2 separate regions of the Mus musculus genome follow, and region 1 is linked to region 2. Evidence: chromatin contacts called from ENCODE POLR2A ChIA-PET data. All regions are on one chromosome and are shown on one strand. Each heading gives the region's core, a stretch centred on a gene start or an enhancer-like site at or near the end of the contact. The rest is flanking DNA. Distances are from core to core; before and after follow the strand shown. Region 1 holds the start of Nol7 (nucleolar protein 7). Region 2 holds the start of Sirt5 (sirtuin 5).

Region 1 (7,005 bases), core at 5-2,504, 33 kb after region 2:
TCTTAACTGCCGAGCCGTCTCTCCTGCCCTCTGTGACACTTTAATGCGGCATCTACACGTATGGACCATCACATGCTTTTGGTAGGTTGTCACCGGGCTTCAGTTTAACCTCTCTCAATGCTAGTTACTGTAGGGGTCTGCTGATGCAAACATTTGTTTTCTTGCAATAGGTTTCACTTTAGTTCAGGCTGGCCCAGACTTTAAGATGTTCTTGCTTCGGCTTCCCGAGTGCTGGGATTTCAGGCGTGCACTACTCTGCCGGACTCAGAGAATGTTTTTCATTTGTATTTTCTATCTGACCGAGCCCAGACGTTTCAGAGCCACCCTCCCCATCCTTCTCTGCCTACGATGTCTCTAGCAGTTCTTGTTTTGTTTTGTTTCTGAGACAGGGTTTCTCTGTGTAGCCTTGGCTTTCCTGGAACTCACTCCATAGACCAGGCTGGCCTAGACTCACAAGAGTTCCTCCTGCCTCTGCCCCGCACCACTAGGATGAAAGGCATGCACCACCACCTACAGGCCTTGTTTTGATCTTTTTATCCACACTTATTTGTTCTTTTTAAATTGGAAACTGCTTCTAAACAAGAGGGGGGGGGGGATAAGGTTTAGAAGTAGGAAGTATATATGTTAACTAACCATTTGTCGAACATATAGTGTGACATTAGAAATCAATGACTTTAGAATGGTAGAAGCAACAGCCAGGTGACTTGAGTATTTAGAGAATAGTGTAACTAAACATGCCATGGTCTCTGGGTGGGACGTTGAAAGTCAACCGTTCTGCGTAGGGGAACACATATCAGAGAGGACAGCTCATCCAAGTGCACGGATAGATTAGGGAATGAAGAATCATTTCCTACTGTATAGCTGGTAAAAGACATCACGTGGGCCATGTATTCCCAAAAAATATATGGGCAGAGGATTGCAAGGGTTGGAGGGGGTGGGGGTGGTGATGGGGGTGGGTCGTACACAATACATACAGGGATGCATCTCACAAGCAACGATGGTCATTTATTTCGTTATTTATTATACCCTTGCCTCTGTTCCATAGATCTAAGCAACCTGGGGGAGAAAAAAAAAAAAAAAAAAAAAAAAAGGCGGCGACACCTAGCAGCACGAAACCACGCCCTCTTACCCCCCCCCCCCGTCTCAGCCATGAAAAGCCCCGCCCTCCCGCGCACGCGCCTCAGCACGTTTCGCGGCCTCCGAACCAGCAGAGGGCGTAGAGAGCGCGCACCGCGCACGGCTGCTTCCGGGTCAAGGGTCAGACAGCCGCCTTTCCGTTTGCCATGGTGCAGCTCCGGCCCCGCTTGTCGCGTATTCCCGCGCCGGCTGAGGCGATGGTGGACGAGGACCAGGCGGCCTCGGAGGAGGAGGAGGCGGAGCACGGCCTGCTGCTCGCGCAGCCTAGCAGTGGCGCGGCCGCCGAGCCCCTGGACGAGGAGGAGGACGCGGACGACGAAGCCCCGGAGGAGCTGACTTTCGCCAGCGCCCAGGCGGAAGCCCGGGAGGAGGAGCTGCGCGTGCGCGCGAGTGCTCGCAGGTGCAGCGCCCGGGAATGTTGGCGCCTCGGGACTCCCCAGGCTCGGCCGGCGCTGACCCGACTCCTTTCCTTCCAGGGATAAAACGCTGTTGAAGGAGAAGAGGAAACGGCGCGAGGAGCTGTTCATCGAACAGAAGGTTGGACGCGGGACTTGTCGCTTATGTAAACTCGGCCGGGGCTAGAGTTCCCTTGCTAAAAGCTCCTTAAAGGATAGGGTACTGGAGAGGTGCAAGGGCCATTGGCGTTTCTTGGAGTCTGCCGTAATTCAAAGTAGGCGTGGAAGCACTGACACTCATCTATCCCTGACAGTAGGTCTTACAGGCTTCCAGAGGTGGTGAGGTTTGCTTGAGTTTTTAAAATTCTAGGCTGGAGCTAATGATTTCTTTTTTCGCACCCCAGAGATCTGATTTCGAGTGGCCATACCTAAATACCTTTCAGTTAGTAGCCGGGATACTTGAACGTTGAGCTACTTTGGGTAAAATGACAGGGAATGTATTGGGCTTTCTTTTCTTTTCTTTTTTTTTTTTTTTTTTTTTTTTTTCTTCCGAGACAGGGTTTCTCTGTATAGCCCTGGCTGTCCTGGAACTCACTTTGTAGACCAGGCTGGCCTCGAACTCAGAAATCCGCCTGCCTCTGCCTCCTGAGTGCTGGGATTAAAGGCGTGCGCCACCATGTCCGGCCTGTATTGGGCTTTCTAAATCCAGTCTTAATGTTGTCGGTTTAGAGGCAGCAGGGACGTATTCACAGATTGGCCCGAATTCAGGACTGTTCGAAATGAGTAACGTTAGAAGTTATCTCCAGGCATACCTGTACCTCACTTTAACTTGTCATCAAATGTCTTTATCCCCAAAGAAAAGAAAGCTGCTTCCAGATGCTGTATTAGAGCAGCTAACTACAGCTTCAGAGGCCGAGTAAGTATTGCAGTTTCTACGTGCATAAAGTCTGTAGACCCTAAGAAATTCTCCCCAAACTTAAAAGCTACACAGTGCTTTTGGAGTTCCTCAACTTTGTCTAGCAAGATAGATGGTAAGTAAGTGACTGAGAACATTTAGTGTTGCAGCAGGAACTTAAACCCAGACTTTCCTTTAGCTTGCTCTACCTGCCGCCACCCCTTTCTCTGTTCCTCATTTCGTTTAGCAGCCGTGTTGCCAGTGCTTCAAACCCAAAGCTTGAGTTTACGCCCTGCTGAATTCACTCCTTGGTACATTCTTTTTGTTTTTCTAGACAGGGTTTCAGTAGCCCTGACTGTCATGTAACTCTTGCTCTGTAGACCAGGCTGACCTCAAACACAGATTTGCCTGCCTCTGCCTCTTGGTGCTGGGATTAAAGGTGTGCACCACCACACCTGACCTTAGAACATTCTAACTTCTCAAGTCTTTTTTCTTTTAAATCAGAATAGTAGTTCCAAATTGTTGGTTACTTTCCATAATTATTCAGATCTTTAATCCATGAGGTATATAAGCAGATGTTTGTGCTTTTAGGTGAGGTCCTTCTCTTTCCTACCCGAGGTCAAGTGTGGACCCTTTCTTCTCGCTCCCTCCTCCATAACTTCCCATCTGTACAGGCCTCTGTGCTTTCTCTTCCAGGCAGTTTAGTCACTCCGTAGGTACCTGGAACTCATCCTTGGTCTCCAGGGTCCAAACTGTTGTCTAAATCTAGTTTCTCAATACTGTGAGACTAGCACCAGCCTTTACTTGATCTTTGGAATGCTAAGTTAACAGTTCTGAGTTTCTATTAACAGTGCTCAAATTTAAGTTCTGAGGACACTCCATACTAGTCAAATGACTGGGAGTTGTGGCAGCGCTGTGTGGCTCAGTGAGGAAAGATTAAGGGCAGGGGTCATGAAATCGAGAGAGGATCTTGGATACTTGTTTTGAGTACTCTCTATTGCCTGCCAGTCCCATCTTTCGTTTTTTTTTTTTTTCCTCCCGCAGCATAAAGAAATCACCAGAAAACGTAAAAGGTATGACTTGTCCTTGGTTAAGTAACTTCATGTAATGGTAAAGTGCACTTGCAGAAATTTTTGGTTATTTGTGGTCCTTAGGCCTGGCCAAAGTTGGCTTAAGCCTGTTTTCCACTATTTTCTTCAAAATAAAACCTGTACTCACATGATAGGTGGTCACCAAAGTGAGTAACTTCCATTAGGTGTTAATTTATATAAATACTACTTACAAAGTGGATCTTATTTTTTCAGTTAATTTGAAAAAGAAAAGTGAACAGCATGCAAAAGGAAGAAACTCCAAGAAAGTTAAAGTACAGAAAGTGCAGTCTGTCGGGTAATGAGTTTTGTTCCGTTTTCCCCGTGGGATGCAGTTTCCATGTAGTTGATAGTATTGGTTTACTTGTAGAAAAGTATCAGTTTTGATAGTAACAAAGTGAGATCATGTAGGCGTTAGGAGTCATAAAGTACAGTCCCTGCCTTGTTTCTGTGAGGCCCTGAGTTTGACACCACCCTAACCCCATCCACCTTAAGGACGGAAAAAGTTGGGTTAAGGATGTTGGCCAAGTGGTACAGTACGTACGTAGTGTATGGGAGCCACCTTGGGTTGACTGTCCCCAGCACCATACACTACAGAGTTATGCAGGAGAACAAGCATGTACCCTCTAATTTACGTTGACCTTTTGTATTAATCACCAGTCAGATTGAAAGCTACATGGCTGTAAGGCTTAAAGATGAAGATCTGAGAGATTCAAGGCAAGAGGCAGCCAAACACTTCATCCACAGTTGTTTATATGGTTCAGATTCCAAAAGGACTACTGGTAATTTTCTTATGGACTATGTCTGTCTCTCCCTTAGTTTCTCACAATGACAAAGCAGTGATGTGTGATTCTTCCCTTTAGTAAACAAGTTCCTGTCTCTGAACAACAAGAGGTCACCAGTGAAAAAGGCTGCAGCCCAGTTTCTGACTAGCACCTGGGGTAAGATAGCGCGTTCATCTGTTGGCTTTAGTAGTTTTTACAAATAAAAGGTTTTTGGAAGGAGGTGGGTCATGATTTTAAGTTGAAAGATCTACTTTATGTAAACTAGACGCTCAGACTTTGTTTCTTGGGTTTTGAATACCTGTTGACTGTTTTTACACCTGGAGCTTCTGTTCTCTTATAGGAGCTCAGAAACAACAAAATGCCAAGAGGTTTAAAAAACGGTGGATGGCCAAAAAGATGAAGAAGAAAACTTATAAGTGAATCAAAGTCAAGTGAAATGAAAAACCTGCATTTTGCATGCATAGTTTAAGATTACTGGGTGCAGAGAGGGTTCATTTCTCAAAATTTAGTCACTGATAAATCATTGTAACGGATCATTATAAAAATCATAAACATATTTTGTTTGGGAAAACAGCTGGTCACATTTCTTTTCTAGAACACAATTGAGTGTCCTGGAGGGAGAAGCACTCACTTAAAGAGGAATCTTCATCTTTTGAGTGGCCCCAGGAAGGGGAACAGAGACCATTCATGAAGTCTTTTAGTACAGCTGAAAAGCTATTCTGGTGTTATTGATGTGATTCCTGTTGTCAAGGAATAAGAAGTCATTGTTAAAAAGCACAGTGTAAAAAACAAACAAAAAATCCACAGAACAGGTAAATAAACATGTGTTGGAGAAGACTTCAACCTCAGCTAGTACCTTTACCTCACCATGGACGAAATTCATTGGAATTAAGTGTTTTTTGTTCTTTAAAGAGAAAGGTAGGGGTGTGTGTGTCACACACATAGCTGGTGTGTCAGGAGACAATTTATATAGATTCTTCCCTACCATGTGTGTCCAGAGGTTGTAACTAAGTACCTTTACCTGCTGAGCAATCTTGCCAGCTCTGGAACAGCTTTTCAAATTTTATTTTTAACTAGTTTGGAGGTTTTGCTTGGTTGACAGTTACCTGTTAAGTTCCTATTTTTCTATTTCCTTGCACAGTGTAAGGTTTTAACTAATGCAGTTACCTAAAGGTAGTTTTAGTCTGTAGAACTTGAACTGACTCTAAGCAGTATATGAGAACCTAATACATAAAATTCAACTGACACTAATATCTGTAGAAGTAAATTTTTAATGGCTGGTTAATTATATCGCTACATTTTTTTTAATATCGCTACATTTTTTATTGCAATATAGTACTCATTTAAGCACTTAAAAATGGAAGGTGTACAAAGATTAAATTAAGACACGGTAAATTGACTAAATATTTGGTTTTTATATAAATAAAGGTCATAACCACACTGTTGACATGTAATACTGTTATAATACAACAGTTAAACTTGTGAGTCTACAACAGAAGTCATCTGTAGTTAAACAGGAAACAAAGTTGAAAAAGACCATGTTAAAACAAAACTACTGGGACTAACAGGTTGGGATTGTAAGTAGCAACAAACATACTCACTCAGCTCCTGAGTATTTCAAGTTTTACAGTACACATTAAAAATGATTTCTTCCATCAACACTATTAATTCAAACTGTCGGATGTTTATGCATTTTGCAAGTTACACTGATTGAATGCTTACACAGGAGCGGGGGTCGGAACAGCTCCCAATTTGTAGTTTACATCACCCACATGCTAACACAAACACAACTTGTTCCATTTCCTTCCCCCTTCTCCCCCCAACAAAGAAGGCAGGATTTTTGGTTTCTTTTAGGTAATTGTTTTAAAGGATTTCTGATGATCAATTTGAACGTCTGAAATTCAGTAATATTTAACTCTTAGACAACTAAGAGGTTAAAAGATGGAAAATATTTTCTCCTAACACTAAGTTAGAAAATCATTTGCATCATGCTGTAAACTAGGAAGCAATGTAAAGCGACAAAAACCTGTCCCCAGTACATAATTAAAAAAAAATCTAAATTTCAAATCAGCAGAGCCGGTCTACTTCCATGTTGACTGTTTGCCACAATGTGAGTGTGAGCTCTTGAAGTGCATAGCTAATGTAGGTAGTCTTCCACTGTGGCAAATGCACAGGACCCAACTCCTGACCGAGCCATCAGGCCTAGACACTGTGTGGCCTGTCCCATGGCTAGGGCAAGTGGAGGTTGCTTTGGCAGATTGTGGGTTTCTAAGGAAAAAGAATTAGAAAGTGAAAATAGCAATTAACAACCATTTTAAAAATCATCTTTCAATCAGGGCCATAAAATATTTTGCTACATCAGTGTCTGAGGATCTGAACTATCTGACTAGCAAAGCAAATTGATATTTCTAAGAAAGGTACTTGGGGAATGGAGGTACTTTTTTTAATTTTATTTTTTGATACATGGTCTCACTTTGCTTTCCTGTCTGTCCTGGAATTCAGAGATCCTTGTTAAATATATATATTCAACCTTTTACTTCTCAGTGAACATTGATGGAAAATATGTAACCTAGCTGACATCTGAGGTTGAGATAAGGAAAATCTACCATCCATCTACTTAGGCATGGCCAGCTGACAGTAACAAGAAAAGGCAGTACCAGGTTTTCACTCAAAGTTTCCAGTGATCATACCCCACCCACCCCTAT
Region 2 (6,265 bases), core at 2,246-4,745:
TATGGGTGACACCGCCCACAGTGGGCTGTGCCCTTTCCACATCAATCATTAATGAAGAAAATGCCTCACAGACTTGTCTACAGGCCAATCTGGTAGAGACATTTTCTCAATTTAGATTCCCTCTTCCCAGGTGACCCTAGCTTGTGATGATAAATCCCTCTTTAATATAGATTCAGCTTCTCATTTCCTCTGGAGAGTCCTGACCAGTAGACGCTGTTTCCACTTGGGAGGGATAGGAACAGCTGTTATCTGGTATCAACAAAGCCAGTTTTCTAATTAAACCACTCCTTAAGCAGTGGCTCCTGTAGCTCGCCATGGTTAGACTGCTCTTCCTCTCGAGCCAGCCTAATCCCCAAATATCACCCGAGGGAACAAACAAGGTCACTTTATGACGTAAATGGTTGTGTTTCTGTCAACCAAACATCCACACCGTATTAGTACGGCATCCTCGGCTTCTTTTCTATTTTATTTCTCCAAGACAGAGGGCAAAGGATCGTGCTCAACCCGAGAGGCACTCCTCTGTCAGCAGTTGGCTTGGCAGTGTTCCCTGAGCGCTTCCAAGTGATGGATAATGAGTTACAAATATCTCTCTCTCTCTCTCTCTCTCTCTCTCTCTCTCTAAATTTAATTTAATATTTTTCCATTTGTTTTTTCAAAATAGGGTTTCTCTGTGTAGTGTGTAGCCTCTGGCTGTCCTGGACCTCTGTAAATCAGGCTGGCCTCAAACTCAGAGATCTTCCTGCTTTTGTCTCTGCTGGGATTAAAGGTGTGTGCCACCACTGCCTGGCTATGAATCCAGTTCTTTTAAAGACTCTGGAGGCCCTGGAATAGTGTCTCAGAATCCAAGCACTGCAGAGTTCAATGAGCCAAACACTTTAGTTTTATATCAGCCATTCCCACTTTCTTTTTTCTTTTTCTTTTTAAAAAAGATTTAATTATTTTATGTATATGAGTACACTGTAGCTGTACAGATGGTTGTGAGCCATCATGTGATTGCTGGGAATTGAACTCAGGACCTCTGTTTGCTCCAGGCCCCACTCAGCCCTGCTTGCTTCTGCCCAAAGATCTATTTATTATTATATATAAGTACACTGTAGCTGTCTTCAGATACACCAAAAAAGGGCATCAGATTCTATTACAGATGGTTGTGAGCCATTATGTGGTTGCTGGGATTTGAACTCAGGACCTTCAGAAGAGTAGTCAGTGCTCTTAACTGCTGAGCCATCTCTGTAGCCCCCCAGCCATTTCCATCTTCCTGTATTGTCAAGGGGCAGAGTCAAAAACAATAAGTATACAGTGCCTGGAACTGTGATCCCCCAAACCTCAGAACCACCATGGATTCTCTCTCAGCTGCTCAACATGCCTTCTTTTGTCTTTCCTTAGAAAGGATTGCTTTTCAGGGGTCTGTAATCTTTCCTGCTTGTGAGACTCTTCTCTATTACCCTCCCAGATCCCCAGATGCCTCTTCTGGTGGCATCTTTTACCATGTGCACCTATCATGGTATGGATGACCAAGTCTGAAGTCTGACCTGAGTTAAGTCTGAGCCTGGAAACTTACCACAGCCACTGCCATTTCTTGTCCTCGGACACTTTTTTGGCCACTGATTCCAAAATACCGAGGAAACATTGTAGCTTAGATTTTTTCAAAACCTACTTTTAATCAGGGTTCTCAAATGCTTTGACCCTCCTTCTAGCCCACAGTTCAAAGGTTGGGGAGAGAAAAATAGCAAACAAGACAAGGAGATGTGGACCTGTTTAGAAGTGGTTCTTTGGGGGTGATTCCAATCACTATTGTCAGGACACCAGCAATATAGTTCTGTAGTGTCAGGATACCAAACACAAATCAACAGTGGCAGCAGGATCCAGCAGAAACCACCAGGCCTACACCAAATTGGATCAGCTGGGACACCGGGAAACGTTCTTTGCCGTAACTCCATCAATGAAGCAAAGATCAGCAAAGGCTGGAGACCAATGAAGCATTGCAAAGCTAGCTAAGCAAGCATCTCACCCCATTCTGTTGAGTCCTATTTATACTCTCTTCAAAGCTCTTGGTGTCCTTCCATGGATCTTGCCTCAGCAAGACACCATGTGAGTCTGCATCACATGACACTACCTGAAATTTCCACTTCAGACCATCTCTTGTGTGAGGTGAGGTTGGGAAAAGGTGGCCTTTCCAAGCCTAGAAGAAAGGTTAGAGTGGCCGGAGCATCAGAGCTGGGATGTGGGGGAAGTCTCCTGGACTTTGATGAAATACAGCGTCTCAAACAACAATATGAACTAACCAGTACCCCGGAGCTCTTGTCTCTAGGTGCATATGTATCAAAAGATGGCCTAGTCGGCCATCACTGGAAAGAGAGGCCCATTGGACTTGCGAACTTTATATGCCCCAGTACAGGGGAACGCCAGGGCCAAAAAGGGGGAGTGGGTGGGTAGGGGAGTGGGGGGGGTATGGGGGACTTTTGGGATAGCATTGGAAATGTAAATGAGGAAAATACCTAATTAAAAAAAAAAAGAAAGAAAGAAATGGCAGACCCCGTGGGTGATGGAGGGCTACATATGCAATAAGAAGCTGAATGTCTCTCCCTGTCCTCCACGTATTGATAGTAAAGAATTAACGTGTGTGGCAGTTATTGTCACAAGCATGAAAAGCAACTGAAGAGCTGGAGATGTAGCTCAGTGGTAGCGTGCTTGCATAACACGAGAAAGGTGCAGGGTTCAACATCTCCAACACCAAAAGAAGAGAAGAGGGGGAGGGGGAGGGGGAGGGGAGAGGAGAGGCGAGGAGAGATTTTTTGTTTGTTTGTTTGTTTTGTTTTTTGGTTTCTCTGTGTAGCCCTGGCTGTCCTGGAACTCAACTCACTTTGTAGACCAGGCTGGCCTCAAACTCAGAAATCCGCCTGCCTCTGCCTCCCTAGTCTAGTGCTGGGTTTAAAGGCGTGCGCCACCACGCCCAGCGACATTTGAGTTTTAACCTGGGAAAGATAAATGTGAACTGTTTGCTCCCAAATTCTCGGATTATTTCCCTTTCTGGTTCCCTGGCTCCATCACCAATTGAAGTATTAGAAAAGCCATGCTGATGAGCCTGACCAGAGAAGTCTGTCCCTAAAGCTAGTCGATCTTGCACCAGCAGTAGTGATCATAACCTCTAGGTTGTGTTGGAGCAGTTTGGGCTAGCCCGGAACCGACTCGCCAGGCCACAGATTTTCAGGGGAATCGACTCTGATTTTGCTAAGCTCTGTGCTGAAATTGCATCCCCCAGTGTGCTCAAGGAGGCCACAGAGCAGGCGGTAGGTAGTTCTTGACCTATTTGGGCAGTGGAATGAGCCTTGGAAGGTCACAAAGACACATGCAAGTCGCCTCTCCTTCCACTGACTCGTGGTCCCACCAATAGTATGTCGCGCTCCGGGTCTCCGGCAGGGGCCGCTGCAGCCAGGGCTTGGCACCAGGACGTGGAGCGCCCCGCCCCAGGCCTCTCCTGCTCCACGGTCCCCACCGCTTTTTGCAGGTGCGTGTCTGGCACTGGTGGGGGTCTGGGCTTTGTTTCGGCTCCGCGCGCCCCATCCCGCGCATGCGCGATGGGGTGCCGGTGGGGTCGGCGGCGACGCTGTGGTTGGCTGGATGGGCCAGGCGTAGGAGTGAAACCTAGGGGAGCAGCTGGGCCCGGGAAGGCAGTGACCGGAAGGAAGGGCACTTTGGCTAAGGTGACAGGGACGGGTTGTAGTGGTGGCGGTGGGAGTGCAGAAAGGGTAGGATCACGACACAACCTGAAGGTGGAGCCGGCAGGATGTGGTGATCGTGGCAGCAGAGAAAGGGGGAAAGGTCAAAGCGCAGCCACGAGCCGGGAGGATGGTGCCCCAAAGTTTTTGAGAGGGGGGCAGGGTTGGGGGTAGCGCACTTTTCAACTCTGGGAAGATGGGAGCTCAGGAGCGACAGCTGCAGAGGTGGGCCGAAAACCCTCCGAGGGTGGGGGCTGGAGGGTGGGCACGCACGTGTTGGGAAAGGTGATCAGCTGGGTTCCAGGCTGTACCCTTTAGGTTAGAAGGCAGGTAGCCCTGAGCAGGTATGAGCGGAGAGGGTTGGTGTCAAGGCCTGGGACTCTTGGGGTGCTGATCTCATTTGGGAGCTTTTGGTGTCCAAAAAGTCTTTATGGAAGGCCTGTGAACGTTTCTGCAGGACAGTTGCCATGCACTCTGCCCTGTGCCTACTCCTGCATTTCAGTTGGTAGTGTATATTGCTGGGCTGCAGTGGGGACTTTTGATAAATGCATGGATTATATATAAGAAGAGATAGCTAAGCTGATTAATGTGTCTGTCATCTCGAAATTTTTTAGTAAGAACCTTACGAGTTCACTCGTTTTAAAGTTTTGAAATGTGCATCACTTCATTATCAACTTTGGTTGCTGTGCCCTACAAAAGACCAGTCAAACTTGCCCTTGACAGACATCTCCATGCCCCCATCTTGTTCCCCACACCCAGCCTCTGGTGACCACCATTCTGTTCCTTTCTATGCTCCTCGTGTGAAATCGGTCCACCTGCCCTGCTCTGCTTAGCTTATTTCACTTAGGTTAGCAGGGTCATTTTTTTTTAAAGATTTATTTATTATATGTAAGTACACTGTAGCTGTCTTCAGACACGCCAGAAGAGGGAGTTCTCCTCACGAATGGTTGTGAGCCACCATGTGGTTGCTGAGATTTGAATCCAGGACCTTTGGAAGAGCAGTCGGTGCCCTTAACCGCTGAGCCATCTCCCCAGCCCGAGAACTTGTTCTAATATTGTATTGTGTGTGCACAGGCTACACTTGCCTTAGTCCTCTGTTGATTGCCACCTAGATTGTTTCCATGTGGGTAACACCAAAATTAACATCGAAGTGTAGATACCTCTCTCCTGCCCACATTGACCTTCAATCCCTTCATAACAAGCTCGGAGGGGCTTGCTAGAGTACGTGCTAATTCTGGTTTGAAGTTGTTGAGTGATCTCCATATTGATTACCAAAACCGCTATGCTAACTGACATTCGCAGTATCTCAGTTCCTTTTCATCCACATCCTTGTTAATGTTAGCTTTTGTCTTTTTGATAACTAGCCAATTCCAGCAGATTTGTGCTGATAGTTCATTGTGGCTTCATTCCATGGTCCCAGTGTCTTCCTTTGAGAAATACCCACTCAGGTACCCTGCTCAGTTCTAAAAGTAGGTGGCTTTCTTGCCACTGATAGGCCTTGGTGCTCTGTTAAATATAAGCCATGCCATAAAACACCATCACCAGGTAAGGTTCCATGTGACCACAGTGAATGAGGACAAAAATCCAGACCACTCAGTAATCCTGTCTAAGTCACGAACCCAAAAGCCTGCTGCTTTTCAAGAATCAGATGACCAAAGCAAAACATTCCCACACATAAAACAAATAAACCTAAATAAAAACATCTCACAACTAACACCCTTTAGTTTCTCCATGATTTGTGCTGCCTGGAAGACACTGACAGTCCACATAAGATATTCACTCACATAGATATTGAAACCCTGGCTTCCCTTCATATCTCCCTATATACTATTTCCTACCCACACCTAATTCTTTTACTAATTTCTTGTGGATTCATAATTTTATGCATCCTAATAAGTACCAAATTCTTGTCATCCCTATCTCTCACTAATTAACCTTTCCCCTCCAGCAATGTGTTCTGCTGATCTCTATCCGGTGATATAAAACTCTCATTCTGACTTCTAAAAACTGGTTACATCCTGACAGTGGTGGCAAGCGCTTTTAACCGCAGCAGTAGGGGAGGCAGAGGCAGGCAGATCTTGGTGAGTTCAAGGTCTAGTCAGCCTGGTTGAGTTCCATGACGGACAGGAAGGGCTACATGGAGAGACCCTGTCTCAATTAAATAAATAAATAAATAAATAAATAAATAAATAAATAGTCAAAGTGCAGAGAACACACAGTTTGCCCTTAGTTCCATTTTTATCCCTGTGACTACATACCTTTCCAAAACAACTTTCAGAAGGAGGGGTTTGTTCTGGCTCACAGTTTGAGGGCCAGAGCATCATCACTGGGAAGGCATGACAACAGGATCCGGAGACAGCTGGTCACACCACATCTGCAGTCGGGAAGCAGAGCGGATGAATGCTGGTACCCAGCCAACTTTTCTCCTTTTTCATTTTTAAAGATATATTTATTTTATGTATATGAGTATACAGTCGCTATACTGTTCAGACACACCAGAAAAGGGTCTCGGACCCCATTACAGATGGTTGTGAGCCACCATGTGGTTG

The links. ChIA-PET counts read pairs that join two places held with the same protein, here RNA polymerase II (POLR2A).
Region 1: POLR2A ChIA-PET joins it to region 2 with 28 read pairs in Patski. The contact joins the promoter of Nol7 here to the promoter of Sirt5 in region 2. POLR2A ChIA-PET finds 5 or more read pairs at or near these places in 3 of 5 experiments (Patski and embryonic stem cell).

What each region holds. Positions count from the first base shown.
Region 1 is chr13:43,397,122-43,404,126 of GRCm38, forward strand. Nol7 (nucleolar protein 7) reads left to right here and starts at 1,255. Exons shown (of 8, transcript NM_023554.2): 1 at 1,255-1,537; 2 at 1,614-1,674; 3 at 2,390-2,448; 4 at 3,472-3,500; 5 at 3,732-3,813; 6 at 4,176-4,297; 7 at 4,379-4,456; 8 at 4,641-5,737. The coding sequence starts at 1,284. The coding sequence ends at 4,720. It overlaps Ranbp9 (RAN binding protein 9), which reads right to left. Exons shown (of 14, transcript NM_019930.2): 14 at 5,552-6,568. The coding sequence ends at 6,438.
Region 2 is chr13:43,362,040-43,368,304 of GRCm38, forward strand. It overlaps Sirt5 (sirtuin 5), which reads left to right and starts at 3,496. Exons shown (of 9, transcript NM_178848.3): 1 at 3,496-3,505.